2 separate regions of the Homo sapiens genome follow, and region 2 is linked to region 1. Evidence: read pairs that join two places in POLR2A ChIA-PET (ENCODE). Cell type or tissue: OCI-LY7. All regions are shown on one strand.

What was found. ChIA-PET counts read pairs that join two places held together with the same protein. Peaks named below come from ENCODE experiments on the same cell type or tissue, not always from the same donor. Only the 100,000 strongest peaks of a DNase experiment are listed, where the experiment ranks them.
Region 2: POLR2A ChIA-PET joins it to region 1 with 5 read pairs; 3 of 35 experiments call an interaction of 5 or more read pairs at or near these places.

The regions. Positions count from the first base shown.
Region 1 is chr2:8,569,559-8,577,558 of GRCh38, reverse strand. LINC01814 (long intergenic non-protein coding RNA 1814) reads left to right here. Exons shown (of 6, transcript NR_110257.1): 4 at 418-648; 5 at 6,978-7,111. Among named protein-coding and RNA genes, the nearest start is that of LINC01814, 10 kb to the left of the region's middle. RefSeq lists enhancers at 2,567-2,616, 2,637-2,686, 2,707-2,906, 5,059-5,638. In OCI-LY7, a CTCF peak has its summit at 3,135; DNase peaks (open chromatin) are centred at 618, 3,108, 3,818, 4,688 and 5 weaker places; H3K4me3 peaks cover 6,466 bases; H3K27ac peaks cover 6,984 bases.
Region 2 is chr2:8,503,469-8,511,468 of GRCh38, reverse strand. No RefSeq gene overlaps it. Among named protein-coding and RNA genes, the nearest start is that of LINC01814, 76 kb to the left of the region's middle. In OCI-LY7, no CTCF peak of the experiment used is centred here; no DNase peak of the experiment used is centred here.

The DNA of each region.
Region 1 (8,000 bases):
TTTAAAATTATAAAGCAATACTTGCTTACAAAAAGTTTAAGGAGTTTTCTTCCCTAATCATCTCTCAGAAGTAACCACGGTTAATAACTTGGTGTATAGTGTTCTTCCATGCAAATAGGAATCTTTAAAGATATATAGAGATATCTATACACATGTGACTTTTTATTGATACAAAATGAGCACATATAAGCATATATGTCACAGCAACTTTTGTAAAGGTCAAAGACTGGAAATACCAAACACGTCCCTCAAAAGGGATTCAGTGGAATAGATTATGATGCAGACATTTAATAGAATTATTGTTTGGTCATTAAAAAAAAGAGGCAGCTCTCTGTACAGATATGAGAACTCCTTACAACACATTGTTAAATAAAACATTGTATGCACATCATCAACCCACTTAATTTTCCATCACAGCTTCACAGAGAGGCAGATGCCACACAGGCCACCCACCCAGATGCAGAGCCAGATTCCCTGCGTGGACTGGACGGGAGTTTCCCAGCTGGAGTTCTCTCGGCCAAGCTGCCTGTGACATGGGGTTGGAGGTGCTCCAGAGAGTCATGGCCACCCCTGGAGGAAGTGACTTGTGGCTGACTGCTCAAGGGGAAGTCCTGTGGCAGTGGAGTCGTCAGCATTAATTCAAATAAGGTAAGTACTTTGGCAGGGATGGGGGAGGGGCTGAAAGGTCGGGAGTAACTGCGATGACCCCAAACTTGAACTGAAACCTCTGGAAGGGCATTGTATTCGAACTGTTTAAATGACTGCACGGAATCATCTCGTTTTTACATCAGCAGAAGCCTAGGTTCAGAGAGGTGAAGTGACTTGTCTGAGGTCACACAGCACGGTAGTGATTGGGCTAGGTCTGAGGGCCTCTCTGGGGGTGCATCTGAAGTCTCTGTGCCTCAGGGAAGCAGGAGGAGTGGAGATTGGGGCTGTGGCCAGGCTCTTCCCAGCCTTTCTAGGCGTCTCTCTCCTCTTCAGTGTCATCTCAACTTTCCTTTCCCTCCGTTTCTTCCTCCTCTGCCTACAACACTCTTAGTTTGTTCTAAATGCCCCCTTGTCAGAGTTGAGGAACTTGGGGTGACTTGCTGAAGACCCTGGGTGAGGATCCTGGCTTGATGCATTCTTCTTGGAACCCTTGGCTGTTCCTGGGGTGTAAGTGTGTGTGTATGGTGTGAGTGTGTTGTGTGTGTGCTTTGTGTGTGTGGTTTGGTGCCTGTGGTACGTGAATGTGTGTGCATGCACATGTGTGGTGTGATGTATGGAGTGTGTGCACAATGAGTGTGTATGGTGTATGTGCAGGCATGTGTAGAGTGTGCATGTGTGTGTAGTGTGAATGTGTGGTATGTGTATCTGCACGTGTGCAGGGTGTAGCTGGTGTGTGCTCACTTGTTTGTGATGTGCGTATATGTGCACATGTGTTCATGCATGTGTGTACTTGTGTGGGGTATGCCTGTGTGTGCCCGTGCATGCACGTGTGTTTATGTGTGTGTATACGTGTGTGCAAGAGGAAACAGATGGTGACTTCGCTACAGCATTGTTTAGCTGACCCCAGTGCAGGAGCTGCCCTCACCATCTGTGTCCCCCTTTTCGGCAGCCCCAGCCGGAGTTCTGCCTCATGCCACACGTGGGTCCATTCCCGCGGAGTCTGGACTCTGGGTTAAGAGAGGTAAGCGCTCAGAAATAGTAAACCACTGTTTTCTTGCCGGCTGTTTGCCCTTATTAATTCAGGTAGCAATTACCCATTCTGAATATTTGGCAACTAATTAGTTTTCCCGTGGAGATGGCAGAATGAGGAATGCTCTGCTCTGACCTGATCCACTTTCTCAGTTCCCGGGGGCGGGGGTGGGGGGGCTAGGGGAGGGAGGGCACCGAGCGTGGGAGTGAGAGCTGCAGAGAAGTCTCCTCAAAGCCCGGGATGCCCTTTAGCTGCCGGGGTCTTGGCTAAAAATCTTTAGGAGGATAAAAATAACCCACCCGATGTTGGTTTTGTTGGGGCTTTCATGTCACGGGCCCATTTCCTCTGTGGGTGCAGCTCCTGGCAGTGCGCCGGATAACGGAGGAGGTGCTGTCAGCGCAGGCTGAGGGCTGCTCTCCAAGCAAAGAGCCTCCTCTTTTGGGAACCGAGTCCCTCATTTGGACTCGGGATCCATAGGAGACTGGAACCTGGACTGCAGGGACCCGACGCTCAGGGTGAGGGCACCCCTCAGACCCCAAGAGAATGGGGCCTGTGGAACACGTAATTCGGGGACAGGTTGGAAGAGGCACTCAGATGACCGTCTGGCCGAGCTTAGCTGGGAGTTGAATCAGAGATCGTTTCTTAACAACCACTAAGCCCCTTGGCCAACATCTGGCCTATATTTGCCTTTTTAGCTCCTGAGCTTTCTGCTACTGGGAAGAGTTGTCAGTGACATGATCTGGTTCCCGGAGGCACCTCTGAGAAAGGGTTCTAACTGATAGGAGGGTGCATGGACCAAGGCCAGCTCAATCCAGCAGCCTCCTGCATTGGAACAGCCCTCGGGCAGGAATCTATTTTGGGGAAGTGGTAGATGGATGAGCCAACCCATTGCACTGCTTGCTATACCTTTTCTGGTGGTGGGGAGGGGGCTCAGACTACCGTGGGGAGTGAATGCAGTTCAGGGCACCACAGACCAGCCCGCTGGCGGGGGAGGCTGCCTCCAAACGCCTCCCCGCACACTATGTCTGCAGGGATGCAGAAGCCTGTGAGTCACAGGCCTTCTTTCTGCCCAGCACAGTCATGCATTTGTGTCTGTGAAAGGTGCTCTTTGCCCGATGGGGGCTAGGAGGCCTCCAGGCCGATGTCCCCACCCATAGCTGTGTTTTAGAGCCTTGTCTTAGCTGTGGGCAAGACTGGCTGCCCGCCTTCCTCCTTGGACACAGGTCCTCTCCAGAACCTGAGGTGGGCATCAGCATTCTCAGACTGGCACCGGCTGGCTGCATGCCCCCTCCTTCTTCTGTGTCCCTGACACTCAGCATGTACCTGTCCGTCTGCACGCAGCTGGGGCCGGCTCCAGTCAGCTGCACACAGTTTGCCCAGCTCACCTACTTATTGTAGTTCAAGGCCAGGGACCCTGCCTCCTGTGTGTCTGGGGTTTCCCCAGGGCCTAGCTTTCACTCTGGCGGCCCTAGCGGGTGGCCGATGCTGGGTCACGTATTCGGACTGGTTTCCCTAAACTGCGGCAGCTGCAGTTCCTGTACAGATAGGCTCAGCGAAAGTGCCGGAGCCTTGGGTTCAGACCTGGCAAGTCCCGGTTCTGCCGGTTGTGTGTGACCTTGGGCAAATTCTTTCAGCTCCAGGAACCTCGCTTTCCTGGCGATTGCTGTATTTTGGGGGTAGATGACACGCATATTTGTCATTAGAGAGAACCACATGCTCCGGTCCCCAGCGGCGTGCAGGGGCTTCAGGGAAGAGAGTGTGCGGAGGGTGACCTTTGCAGTTTGCAGCTGGACAAGTGGCTTTGGGCCTCCCTGTAATCCCTCACGTGTCTGTAGGGTGAGCAGGCGTCACTCCTTCCTCCCTGGAGCTGAGAGAGTTCTCCTGCTTTGGCCGGGAATGACCGGCTTAGAGCTGAGGTGGGGGTGACACCCAGGTGTTTTCCAGGTCACCCAAGGGACAGGGTTGAAACAAGCACCATCCCAGAATTCCCAGGCTGGGACGTGAAGTGGCTTTGCGGTGCAGACCGGCTGTCTCGCGACGTGGGCCACTGCTTGCTTCCTCCAGGCCACACCTGACCTCGGCCTAGGAGTGAGCTCAAAGCTGCACACACAATCCCTTCAGCTGGATTGGGAAATGCAAAAACACCAGGTGCAGGGCTGTCGGTTAGAGTTTCCATTTACATTACCTGGGGCTTTTCTGTCCGGCTCGCCCTTCCCCCACCACCTTGCACAGGCCTTCACTCCCACAAGCCCAGGGGGTGGCGGTTCTTCCCAGACAGTCCACCTGGGGAATGTGAGCACCAGGCAGGCCTGGCCTCCCGCTGCAGACAGGACACACAGCTTCTGCGGGGGACCTGGCTCTGGCTGGGGAATTTTGACCTGCAAAAGGCAGACAGCCATGTGACAACTGTGGAGGCCGGGATCCTCGGTCCAAACCCCTCATTACCTGGGTGGCCCTGGGCAAGTCAAACCACCTCCGATTTCTCCTCTGCACATGGGGATGTGAATACTTCCTTAGAGGCTAGTGGTGGGGATTAAATAAGCAAAGGATAAGAGAGGGGCCGGAACGGTGGTGCTTGATACGTGGTGGCTGATGTAATCATCACCCCAGCGTTCAGTGCAGGCTGTCTGCCTCTGGCTTCGCGGAGCTGGCACAAGTATCACCTCACTGAAATGGCATAACGCTCTCATAATGTAGACATTATTCTTCTTGTTCTTTCCATTTTACCAGTGAGGAAACTGAGGCACAAAGAAGTGAAATAACATGGCCAAGACGCAGCTAGTCAGCGGTAGAACCCGACGTTGGCATCTAGGCGTGCTGACTTCCAGCACTGTGCTGATGGACTCTGGGCGGGCTGAATTCCAGCACTGTGCTGGAGCTGTTCCTCTCACTCTGCTCCCTCAGTGGCCCCGGACGCCCCTGTGGGTCCCAGGCAGCTGGCATGACCCGCACGCAGAGCCTCGCTGTGGTTAGCATAGAGCCCTGGGGAGGCCAGCTCTAGACCCTGCTGCTCCATTTGCAGGTGGGCTGGGGCAGGAGAGGTTGTGGGGAGGGTGTGGGCTCCCAAGCCAGATGCACCTGGCTGTGCTTCCCAGCTGTGGCATTTACAACTGTGGATTTTGATTTTGTCACTAGTAAGGGTACAGTCAAGAGAAGCCACTAGGCTTAGGCTGTTAGCTTCCCTTCCTTGGACTTACCCAGGTTCCCCTTCTGTGAGCCTGGTTTCCTTCTATGCTTTCTTCATTCAACAAACCTTTCTGGGAAGCTTTTCCCTGTAAATCTCTGGACTAATGAGCAAGACTCAGTCCTCACTCGTCTGTTGAAGGGTGTGTGTGAGTGCATGTGTGTGCATGTATTTGTGTGCTTATGTGTTGCATGTGTGTGATATGTAATTCCAAAGACACAGGAGTAAAATAAGAGCCATCCACAAAGGCCAGAGGAGGGAAGCAGCAAGGCGCTTCCCAGCAGTCCTTGAGTGCAGACACTCAGGAAATGTTTGGAATGAATAGGAGGAAATCAAAGGAGGCTTCCTAGAGGAGGTGGCATTTAAGCTGAGGCTCACGGCATGAGTCCCGTTTTGATTACAGAAAGAGAGAGGCTGCTGTAGGAGCCAGACTCAAAGACATGGAAATACCTAGCCAGAGGCAGACGGCTCCCGAACTGCAGTCTAGCCAGGGTTCCATGGGGCCTTGTTTTGTCACAGGCTGTGTGTTGGGGTTGGGAGCAGCACAGGGTGAGTGAGTTCCTGGAGGAAAGTAATAAAGACCCATCTGTTTGTTCAACAAACATTTACTCGCTATGCACCCGGCCTAGTCTGCAGCTCAGTGAAGACCAGGATGAGGCTGTTGATGGAGCTGGCAGACTAGTGGAGGTGACTAACCCTGGAGCCACTTGGGGCCCCCACAGTGTCCCCGTGCTGGGGTGGGACTTCTGCAAGGCCCTGGGGGCCCTGAGCGGGGAGGGGGAATGGGAGAAGGAGGGCCATGCACAAGGGGTCAGGAAAGAGGGCATCACACAGCTGTGGCTTCCAGGCTACACAGGTGTTGTTGGGAGAGGCGAGGGAGGCCATGAGCCCAACCTATGGGGCCTCGATGTGGGGAGGAGAGAGTCGGTCAGCGTGGGGCAGCTGCTGGCAGATGGCAGGGGCTGGGCACTTGCCTTTTAGGGCAGCGGTGCTCATGCTGCATTGAGCTCAAGTTACCTGGGGAAAGTGCAGATTCGGGGTCCTACTCCCCTGAGACAGAGTCAGTGGGGGCCTGGGGATGTGGATTTTAGTTTTGTGGGTGTGTTTTTGGCACCCTAGGGAATTCTGACGTTAGTTCTTTGCTTAGTAGCCTGGGCAACAAGAGCGAAACTCTGTCTCAAAAAAAAGGAACACCTCTCTAGAAGCACTTCAGGCATCAAAGCTAGAAATTCTTTAAAGTCCATGACGCTGTTGCCTCTGCCTAGAACGCAGAGGCCCCAGGTAAGAGGCATGCAGGAGCATCACCGCGAACCCAGAGTTCCCACCTTCGTCAGTCTGCAGCCACCCGCTTATTTCCTTTCAGGTCACTCCATTTCTTGTATTTCATCACCTCTCTCCTCATTCAAGAAAAGAGTTTCTGATGGCTTATAAAGATATCACAATATATGAACATGGCATAGATTAAAAATGGGGTGAAAAGATGGCAAAACAAAGGCGGGCTCGACGCAGATGGGAAAGCAAGGCTGTTGCCTTGGCCGTCATTTCCTGTCCAGCTCCCATCATTTCTTTCGGAGCATCTGGCTACTTTGTGGGCTGTGTGAAGGATTCGGGGTCAAGCCGCCAGGGCTCCTTCCCCTGCAGAAAACCTCGCATCTCTATAGTAACTACAGCTATCAAATCCACACTTGGTTTGTTGAATGAAACGCGGTGCTTCTTAGTATGGGAGCAATGTCGAGGAAGTCTCGTCTGGCGACAGGAAGGGCTGCGTGCCCAGTGCCACCAGCGAGGTTTTGTGCCTGTGAATGCGGGCCCTGCGCTCGCTCGCTAAGCCAGCCCTGAATGGTCCGCACCGGCTGCAGGGCCACTTGGCCTCTGTGCCTGACCCAAGGTTCCCAGGCCCCGGGGCCCCCAGTTGCCAAGTCATCTCAGAAGGGGTTTTCCAGGAGCCTAAGGGGGCCCAGAGGCCCCCATGTTTTAGGGTGTTTGGTGGAAGGGGACTCAACCACATTGTGTGTGGTCCTTGGTGGAGAGAGATGTGTGCTTCAAGAAGAGCTTCAAAGCAGTGGACTCCATTGGAAGGGAGGCAGCTGAGGTTCTGGAATCTCTGTTTTGTAGATCTCTCCCTGCACACAATCTGCTTTCGTGTTCCTGATGGATTGAATCAAGAGTGAATGAGCTCCTACTTCGCGAAAGCAAAACAAACTAAACGCATCAACCACGACCGCAGAGCCCCCATCTCTCCCAGGAGGGTGAGCCCATGTTGTGTTTTCATTTGTCAGAAATCTATCTTAGGAAGCCATTCCTGAGATCTGTTCTAATTTAGGCCATTTTTAAAAAAAATAATGCAGTTGATTCTTTTCCCGTGATCTTTCTTTTCTCCATGACTTAAATTTCCCCAGGAACTATTCAAATGCCGCATCTGGGGTTTTGTTTTTGTTTTTTGATGAAGTCATGACTTTCTTTAAACAGTAATTATTAAACAAACCAAAGGGAAACCTTCTGTGAGGATGCTGTTTACAAATATCACCACTTTTACAATCAGTAATGGAGGTTGCAAAGTGCAGGATTCTGAGTTCCAGTGAGTCTGGGGAGTTGCTTGAGTCTTCCAATTGGTTCCTGCCTTGTCCAGAGGGTGGTTTCTCGCATGGGAAATGGTCTTCAATGCCCTTCCCTCCTCCTCCTCTCTCCTAACTCGATTTTTCCAGGGCTTTCATGTTTCGCTCCCATCGCAGGGTCGGGAATGCCCTGTGCTTGGTGACCATAGGGTGGTGAAGTCACCCTGCTCTGCTAGAAAAGGGACGAGTGCTGTGTTTTGGGTGGATGACCAAGGGCTCACTATCCCGGTGGCTCATTTCCTGGGGGCCTGTGGGCTGCCGGGAGCACCCTGAGGAGGACAGAGTGGAGTTGCAGCTGCCCATGCACTGCAGAGGGGACACGGGTGTTGTGCAGCATCTCGGGAAGGGCGTGGCAGATGTGGCAGGTGCATGGCAGGGCCATTCCATTCTGTCTGTTGCGGGACCCTCCATCCAGCTCAGGGCCGTGGATTGAACAGAGAGACAGGTATGGCAGTTGAAAAGCAAGGGTGCTCCCAGGTGAGCACTGGGGCTAGTTTTCCAGCTGGCAATGGGTGGGGTGTGG
Region 2 (8,000 bases), 66 kb after region 1:
CTCCTTTTTCTAGCAAATTCCATGTCATTTCTTCAGCTTTGATATGAGACAAGCTAACACTGGGTGAAGGCTATAGGAATTAGTTTCCTTGATCAGGCAGGAAGGAGCTAGCAATCCATTCTGGAAAAAGAAACTCTGACACCTGGCATGGTCTGTAGCCCAGGGGTTCTCATACTGGGCCCTGGAGCAGAGCAGGACAGCCCAGGCCAGCCACTCTCTGCATGGAGTTCAGTGCCTGCAGTTCCTGGGCAGTGCCTGCTTGTTCCTGGAAGCCCCAGTGTGGGTTCTGTCTCCCCACAGCTGCAGGGGGCAGGGATGCCCAGACTTGCCCTTTTAGCTCCCCTCCCTTTTTCACCCTGGAAGAAGTCCATTCACCACATCCCTGCCTTGAGACAGGTAGGCACCCACTGGGCCTGCTTGGCTCACCTGTGAGCTACTGGATGGCTGGGAAGACCAATCCTAGTCCTACGGGGGTTTCTGTCTTCCAAAGAACCACATTGAGTTTTCATGGTTTTGATTTAGAAGCTGAAATGAGATTTCAGGGCTGGTTTGGTTTGGGTTCCCCTGGGAGCAGACATGGAGACAAGGATTTTAGTGGGGGTTTTGGTTTGGGAGGCAACCCCAGGTGGAAACACTGGTGTGAAGTGAGGCAGGGAAGGAGTGTGTGCTTCTGAGGCTGCTGTGACAAAGCCGCCAGCTGGATGGCTTCCAACAGGGGAATGTTCTGGCCTATGGTCCTGGAGGGGAGCTGTCAGCAGGGCCTCCTGACAGAGAGCTGTCAGCAGGGCCTCGTCCTCTGAAGGCTCTGGGGAAGGCTGTGTTCTGTCCCCTCTCCTGGCTTCTGGTGCCCTCAGGCATTCCTTGGCTTATAGAAGCCTCCCTCCCATCTTTCATGTCCACATGACATCTCCCTACACTGCCTTCCCTCTGTGTGTTTGTCTCCGGATTCAAATTTCCCTCTTATAAGGACACAGGTCATATTGGATCAGGGCCTACCCTATGGCCTCATCTTCACTTAGTGATATGGTTTGGCTGTGTCCCCACGCAAATCTCATCTTGAATTCCCATGTGTTGTGGGAGGGACCCAGTGGGAGGTAATTGAATTATGGGGGCAGGTCTTTCCCATGCTGTTCTCATGATAGTGAATAAGTCTTGTGAGATCTGATGGTTTTATAAGGGGGAGTTTCCCTGCACAAGCTCTCTCTTTGCCTGCTGCCTTCCATGTAAGATGTGACTTGCTCCTCCTTGCCTTCCGCCATGATTGGGAGGCTTCCCCAGCCACGTGGAACTATAAGTCCAATAAACCTCTTTCTTTTGTAAATTGCCCAGTCTTGGGCATGTCTTTATCAGCAGCATGAGAACAGACTAATACATTCGGTTACCTCTGTAAAGACCCTGTTTCCAAATGAGATCATCTTCTGAGGTACCACTAATATACTCCAATGTACCACTTTGGGGGGGACACAGCACCCCAATGTACCACTTTGGGGTGGGACACAGTTCACCCCATAATAGAAGGGAAGGAAGCTAATAAAGGGTGTGTTGTCTCAGCTTGGGTGGCTCAGTCCCATGGGGACTTCTGGAAAACAGTGTGGACCACACCCCAGTTACCCAACTGAGGGCAAGGAAGCTGTGGTATAGAGGGACTCCAGTGCCCTATTCGCCCTGTATGTCCCCAGCCAGGCACATGCTTCAGCCCTCAGCCCTCAGTGTGAAGGACAGGGAACCTCTGCTCTAGAAGCCCACATGAGGCTCATGGTGGCAGTGCTCATGATAGATAAAGTGGAATTGACCTCACCGTGGCATGTTCAGTGTACTGAAAAGAAAATACTTTTAAAAGCACCTGAGCAGATTTACTGCTGCTCTGCAATATAATTCAATGTGTTGCCTTACATGAATTCACATTATGTGTGAAATATAATACACAATCAGCTATATTATATATGGTATAATTCTTGATTAATTTCCAGCCCTACAGCTTTCTTACCAGATGGGCAGGGTTGAACTCAAATTAGTCGGTGTAGCTTCTGGTTAGCATTTCTCTTAAGTTCAGAAAGGGAGATGTCTGAACTACAGTTGTCCGAAGGAGTCCTAGGTGAGTCTTGATCTTGGGGGAATCAGCATCTGGCTGGGTTGCAATGACTGAGAAGGTCTTGACACCACAGCCTGAGATCCAGCAGAGGTGCTGAGCTTGAGAGGCCTTGCAGAAATGGCTGCCTGTGCCTTCCGTGCAGCTTGGGGTTTTGTGTGTTGTGTGTTTTCTTGTAAAGTGAGGAAAATCAAGTTTCTTTGTTAGGAAGATAACCCAGCACAGAAAGCCCTCTGCCAGGTTCACAAGGAGGCTCAGGGAGCAGTGGCGGCTCTTGGCAGAGGAGAGCAGCTTGGGGGCTTTGATGCATGGGGGACTGTGGGCCATGGGCAGGGTGGGACTTTGGGGACCCGCCAGAAGTTCCAAGATGCACCCAGACCCCTGGGACTTCCATTAGCCAAGGACCCCTGTGCACCTGTCCCTGCTGCCCAGAGCTTTCCACATCAGTTCTGTGCATCTGGTGGTGGGGGTTGTGGGGTGGCATGGCGAGGAATGGGCACTTCCCTGTCTGGCCCAGCCTCTGGCTTCTGGCTTCCTTCTGGCTCATTTGGTGGCTGGTGAAGGTCTGGCTGGTAGGAGCAGTGGACGAGCACTTAGCGTGCTTGGAGGCCACCCCGGGGTTCCTGGGTGTGTGGAACGAAGCTAAGCTCCCAATTTGCAGGGGCAGGGAGTATGGGACCCAGGAGAGGGCCAGATATGGGAGTTTGACACGCGGAACCCCAGCTGGGGCTGCGTGGCCTCAGACGCATTGTGTTCGGCCAGTCTTGCCATACTATAAAGAAATACCCAAGGCTGGGTAATTTGTACAGAAAAGGGGTTTAATTGGCTCCCAGTTCTGCAGACTGTACAGGAAGTGAGGTGCTGACATCTGGTCAGCTTCTGGGGAGGCTTCAGGGAGCTTCCAATCATGGTGGAAGGCAAAGGGGGAGCCGAGGTATCACATGGGGAGAGTGTGAGCAAGAGAGAGAGCGGGGAGGTGCCACACACTTTCAAACAACCAGATCTCAGAGAACTCACTCACTATTTCGAGGACAGCACCAAGCCCTGAGGGATCCACCCCCCGTGACCCAAACACCTCCCACCAGGCCCGCCTCCAACGCTAAGGTTTACATTTCAACATGAGATTTGGGCGGGGACAAATATCCAAGCCATTTCACCTGTTATTTAACCCACGAGAGCCTCCATTTTTTCTTCTCTCCAATGGGGCTAATAATGTCGACCTCACAGAAGTGCAGGGAGGAAAGAATTGCGTGAAATATTTACATAAAGGGCATAGCACTGTGCCTGGGACACAGAAGGTATTTGATAAACAGAAACTCTGATTACTAATAACATGCAGTGGTTTGGGATAGCAGATTTGGCTTCCTTAAGAGAGCTGTCTTGGAGGCATTTTTACATCCTACAATACGGTGCTAAAGAGACAACTAAATTCCTGTTTACATGTCAACCTAAACCTTCTTATTCTAACTGTGCCACCACCTTAAAAGACATATATTTATGCTTTCGGCTCTAGCTGTTCACATGTGTGAAAGCGGTGCGGCACTTGCGGAGTGATTATGCTCATGTACATTAGGAATTGAACAATCACGCTGACTGCACTAACCCTCTATTTGAACTACATTGTGCAAATAAGATGTTATCTTAAATAAGCTCCTAATATAACTCAGTAATTACTATAATGCTTTTGGGTGAAATTGTGGTGGTATTACTGAATTTAGCCATTGAGTCTCAAATACGGAACCTTTGAGCAGACACCAGCAGTGCCCAAATGCTGAGTCCCTGGCCTGGGGGAGCTGAACGTGGCTGTTCTTGCAGGTTGAGGAGGGTGGGGGAGGGCTGGCATAGTGCGGGAGGTCCCAGTGAATAAGGGCGAAGAACGATGGCACCTGCTGGAGGTGGCCTCCACCTGATGAGAAGCCTCATCAATGGAGCAGAAGACCTATAGAGGCTGTGCGCCTGTACGTTCTGGTGATAGCAGAGAACCAGGCTTTGAGGGTAACTGAAGGACCAGTTATCCAAGTAGTGAGAAGGCAAACACAAACCGCAAATTCAGTGTCTTGGCTCCAAAATTTTATCGCAGTTCTTATAAAGGTCATGGCATTGGGCTTTATGTAGGGGAAGAAGAAAAGTTGTATCTGTTTGCTCTGGAAAAAGCCCTGGGTCTGGAGTTTGAAGACCTAGGTGAAGGGTAGCGAAGGCAGGCCCCTTTACCTCTCTAGGTCAGAGTATTAAGCAAGTTGATGCATTACCCAGAGAACACTTACTGATCACCTATTAAATATTGAGCACCGTGAAGCACTTTCTAAACTACAAGGCACTTTGCCCATTTCAGGTAGTTTTTGAATATCTGCCACAGCTGGGGTGGAGACGGCTCGCACATGTAGTCGGCTTGTCAGGACATGTGGAGGAAACTAATGTATATTTTAAATGCTCACCATGTGCCAGACCCTGTTCCCAGAGTTTTGCATAAATATTTGGAGGAACTTTCAACGCTCTGTGATGCTCATTTACATAAGGAGCTGAACAATTGCAGTCTGATGAACAATCACAGCGTGATCTTCATTTATCAAGTGAAGACACAAATGCTTGGAGCAGCTACGGTGCCTGCCCCTGATCACCCAGTTAAGATGCAGAGGAGCCTGAGACCTCAGATCCACCTCTCTATGAGGCTACATCCTTTTTCCCTCTCCCTGCTGCCTCAGAGAATGGCAAACATTTGCCTTCTTCTCTCTGATTTTGTAGGTGAGCAACAAGGAATACCGAGAGGAGGTTTCCACACCATGAACAAACATGGCACCAGGATCTGGAAGCTCCGGGCTTCTCCGTCTTCTAGAATTCTGGGAGCCTCACATGGCCCCCTCCTTGGCGAGTGTATTAGGCTGTACTTGTATTTCTGAAATACAAATAAATACCTGAGACTGGGCAATTTATAAAGAAAAGAGGGTTAACTGGCTCACAGTTCTGCAGGCTGTACAGGAAGCATGATGCTGGCATCTGCTTGGCTTCTGGAGAGCTCTCAGGAAGCTTCCAATTGTGGAGGAAGGTGAAGCGGAAGCAGGCATCTCACATGGCCAGAACAGGAGCAAGAGCGTGACGAGGGAGGGGCTACACACTTTTAAATGACCAGATCTTGCAAGAACTCACTCACTATGGTGAGGATCGTACTAAGGGGGGTGCTGCTGAAATGTTCATGAGAAATCTGCTGGCATGATCCAGTGCCCTCCCCCCAGGCCCCACCTCCAACAATGGGGATTCCATTTCAACCAGAGATTTGGGCAGGGACACACATCCGAACCATGTTAGGGAGCGACCCACACAGAGAGGACAGGGAAAGCTGGCTGCTGGGCCTATTCAGGAGTATATCTGTCACATGGGGGGGTCTGCAGTCTGGAACCCTCTAGAAGAGTCACAGCATTTTCTCTCACACACACATAGAAACCCAAAGAGGCCAGCTGAGTCTGGTGTGGATTATCTATGATTTAATTTTAATTATTGTTGTAAAATTAAACTTCCAGAGATGTGTAAAGTGTATTCTCAGCAAGTTTCCACACTGCCTGGGAGTGCTGTTGACACTTTTGTTTGACTGGATGCGCCTTCCCTCCCTGTCCTCACCCCGAGGTGCAGGCTCATGCAGACTCTATTCAGACTACAAGTTTTAGGAATGTAGGATTAACCTTCCCATTCTGTGGACAAGGACATTCAGGCCTCGGGAGCTTTAAGGGAGTGGTCAGAGGCCTCCCAGCTGGTAAGTGAGCTTTTCATTTTTAAATCCAACACTCTTCAGCAACAGAGCACATAGAAACTTCATTCAGGGTGGACTAGGACTGCAGGGCTGCTGGGGGACACAGCATGGCTGGAGCGATGCGGGATCGGGGGTGGGCACAGCGATGCGGGAGAGGCAGAGGCGTGGGGATCGGGGGTGGGCACTCCATTCTGGCCTGTGTCACCAATTTACTCTGAAATCTGTAAAGTGGCAGTTTGGATGTTACAAGCTGAGCTGTGTCCCTTCAAACCACATGAGAAGTCTTAACTTTCAGTACCTGGAAACCATCATTCTCAGCAAACTATTGCAAGCACAGAAAACCAAACACCGCATGTTCTCACTCATAGGTGGGAATTGAACAATGAGAACACATGGACACAGGAAGGGGAACATCACACACCGGGGCCTGTCATGGGGTGGGGGGAGGGGGGAGGGATAGCATTAGGAGATATACCTAATGTAAATGCCGAGTTAATGTATACATATGTAATAAACCTGCACGTTGTGCACATGCACCCTAGAACTTAAAGTATGATAAAAAATATGATACATGTATATGATAGAAGATTATTAAGCCATTAAAATTGTGTTTTGACATGTAGCGAATAGAATGTTAATATATTTTATTTTACATTAATAAAAATAAGTAATGTATGCCGATTAAAAAAAAAGAGGTTCATTAAATTAAAATGAGGTCATCAGGGTGGGCCCTAATCTGCTGTGACTGGTGTCCTTGTAAGAATAGAGATTAGGACACAGACACACACAAAGGGACGACCATGTGTGGACAAAGGTAGGAATCAGCCTCTGCAGTCCAGGGAGAGAGGCCTTGGGAGGAATCAGACCTGCCAACACTGTGATCTCGGACTTCCCGCCTCCGGAACTGTGAGGAATTGCATCTCTGTTGTTTAAGGCCCCAGTGTGCTACTTTGTTAGGGCAGCTGGAGCAGATGCACACGGATGAGATCATTCCGTAGTATGAATTTCCACCGATGGCAAACACCAGTATATAGCAACATTGTTTCTTGCCTGCTGGCCACCACGGATTCATGAGCTTTCCATGGGTCATGGTTGACTTGGAGTTGAACAAATGAGATTGGGTCCTGAGAGGTTTCTGGGGCCTGAGGACTTGGAACTGGTGTTTGTCTATCCAGGAGCCACCTCCGTTAGCCCTTTTCCTTACTACCTCTAACCCCTCTCGGGTGCCTTGCATGGGAGGCTGGTGGGTTCGTCTGCCCTACAAAGCTCCACATCCCTGACAGGTTTTGCCCTGTGAGCAGGTAAGTGTGGTAGAAGGAGAGCAGAGTGGCTTATGAAGTAGTTGCATTAGTCAGGGTTCTCTAGAGAGACAGGACTTATAGGACAGATGTATATATAAAAGGGAGTTTATTAAGGAGAATCGACTCACACGGTTAGAAGGTGAAGTCCCACAATAGGCCATCGGCTAGCCCAGGAGCAAGGAAGCAGTCCGAGTCCCAACATCTCAAAAGTAGGGAAGCCAACAGTGCAGCCTTCAGTCTGTGTCCGAAGGCCCGAGAGCCCCTGGCAAGCCACTGGTGGAAGTCCAAGAGTCCAAAAACTGAAGAACTTGGAGTCCAATGTTCGAGGGCAGGAAGCATCCAGCACAGGAGAAAGATGGAGGCTGGAAGACTCAGCCAGTCTCGTCCTTCCATGTTCCTCTGCCTGCTTTATCCTAGCCGCACTGGCAGCTGATTAGCTGGTGCCCAGACTGAGGGTGGGTCTGCCTCTCCCAGTCCACTGACTCAAATGTTAATCTCCTTTGGCAGCACCCACACAGACACACCCAGGACCAATGCTTTGCATCCTTCAATCCAATCAAGTTGACACTCACCATTAACCATCACAGTAGTGTTGAAAGAGAAAAGAGAAAAATTGGCAATGATCTTCTCATATTCGGAAACCAGTAAAATGGGAATGGGAATAAGTGTTATTCACGGTCCTTATTGGTGGAGCTAGCAGGCACTGGAGGCATGTCTGGTCCAGCCTGTGCCTTATTACAGATGGAAATGGGGGGAAGGGGGGCAGAGAGAAAAAGCGCCTTGCCCCAGGCAGAGCTGAATCCACACACTCCTCTCCTGACCTCCACTCCCCTGATATTTTTCCCTAGATCATCCTTATTTGAGAAAT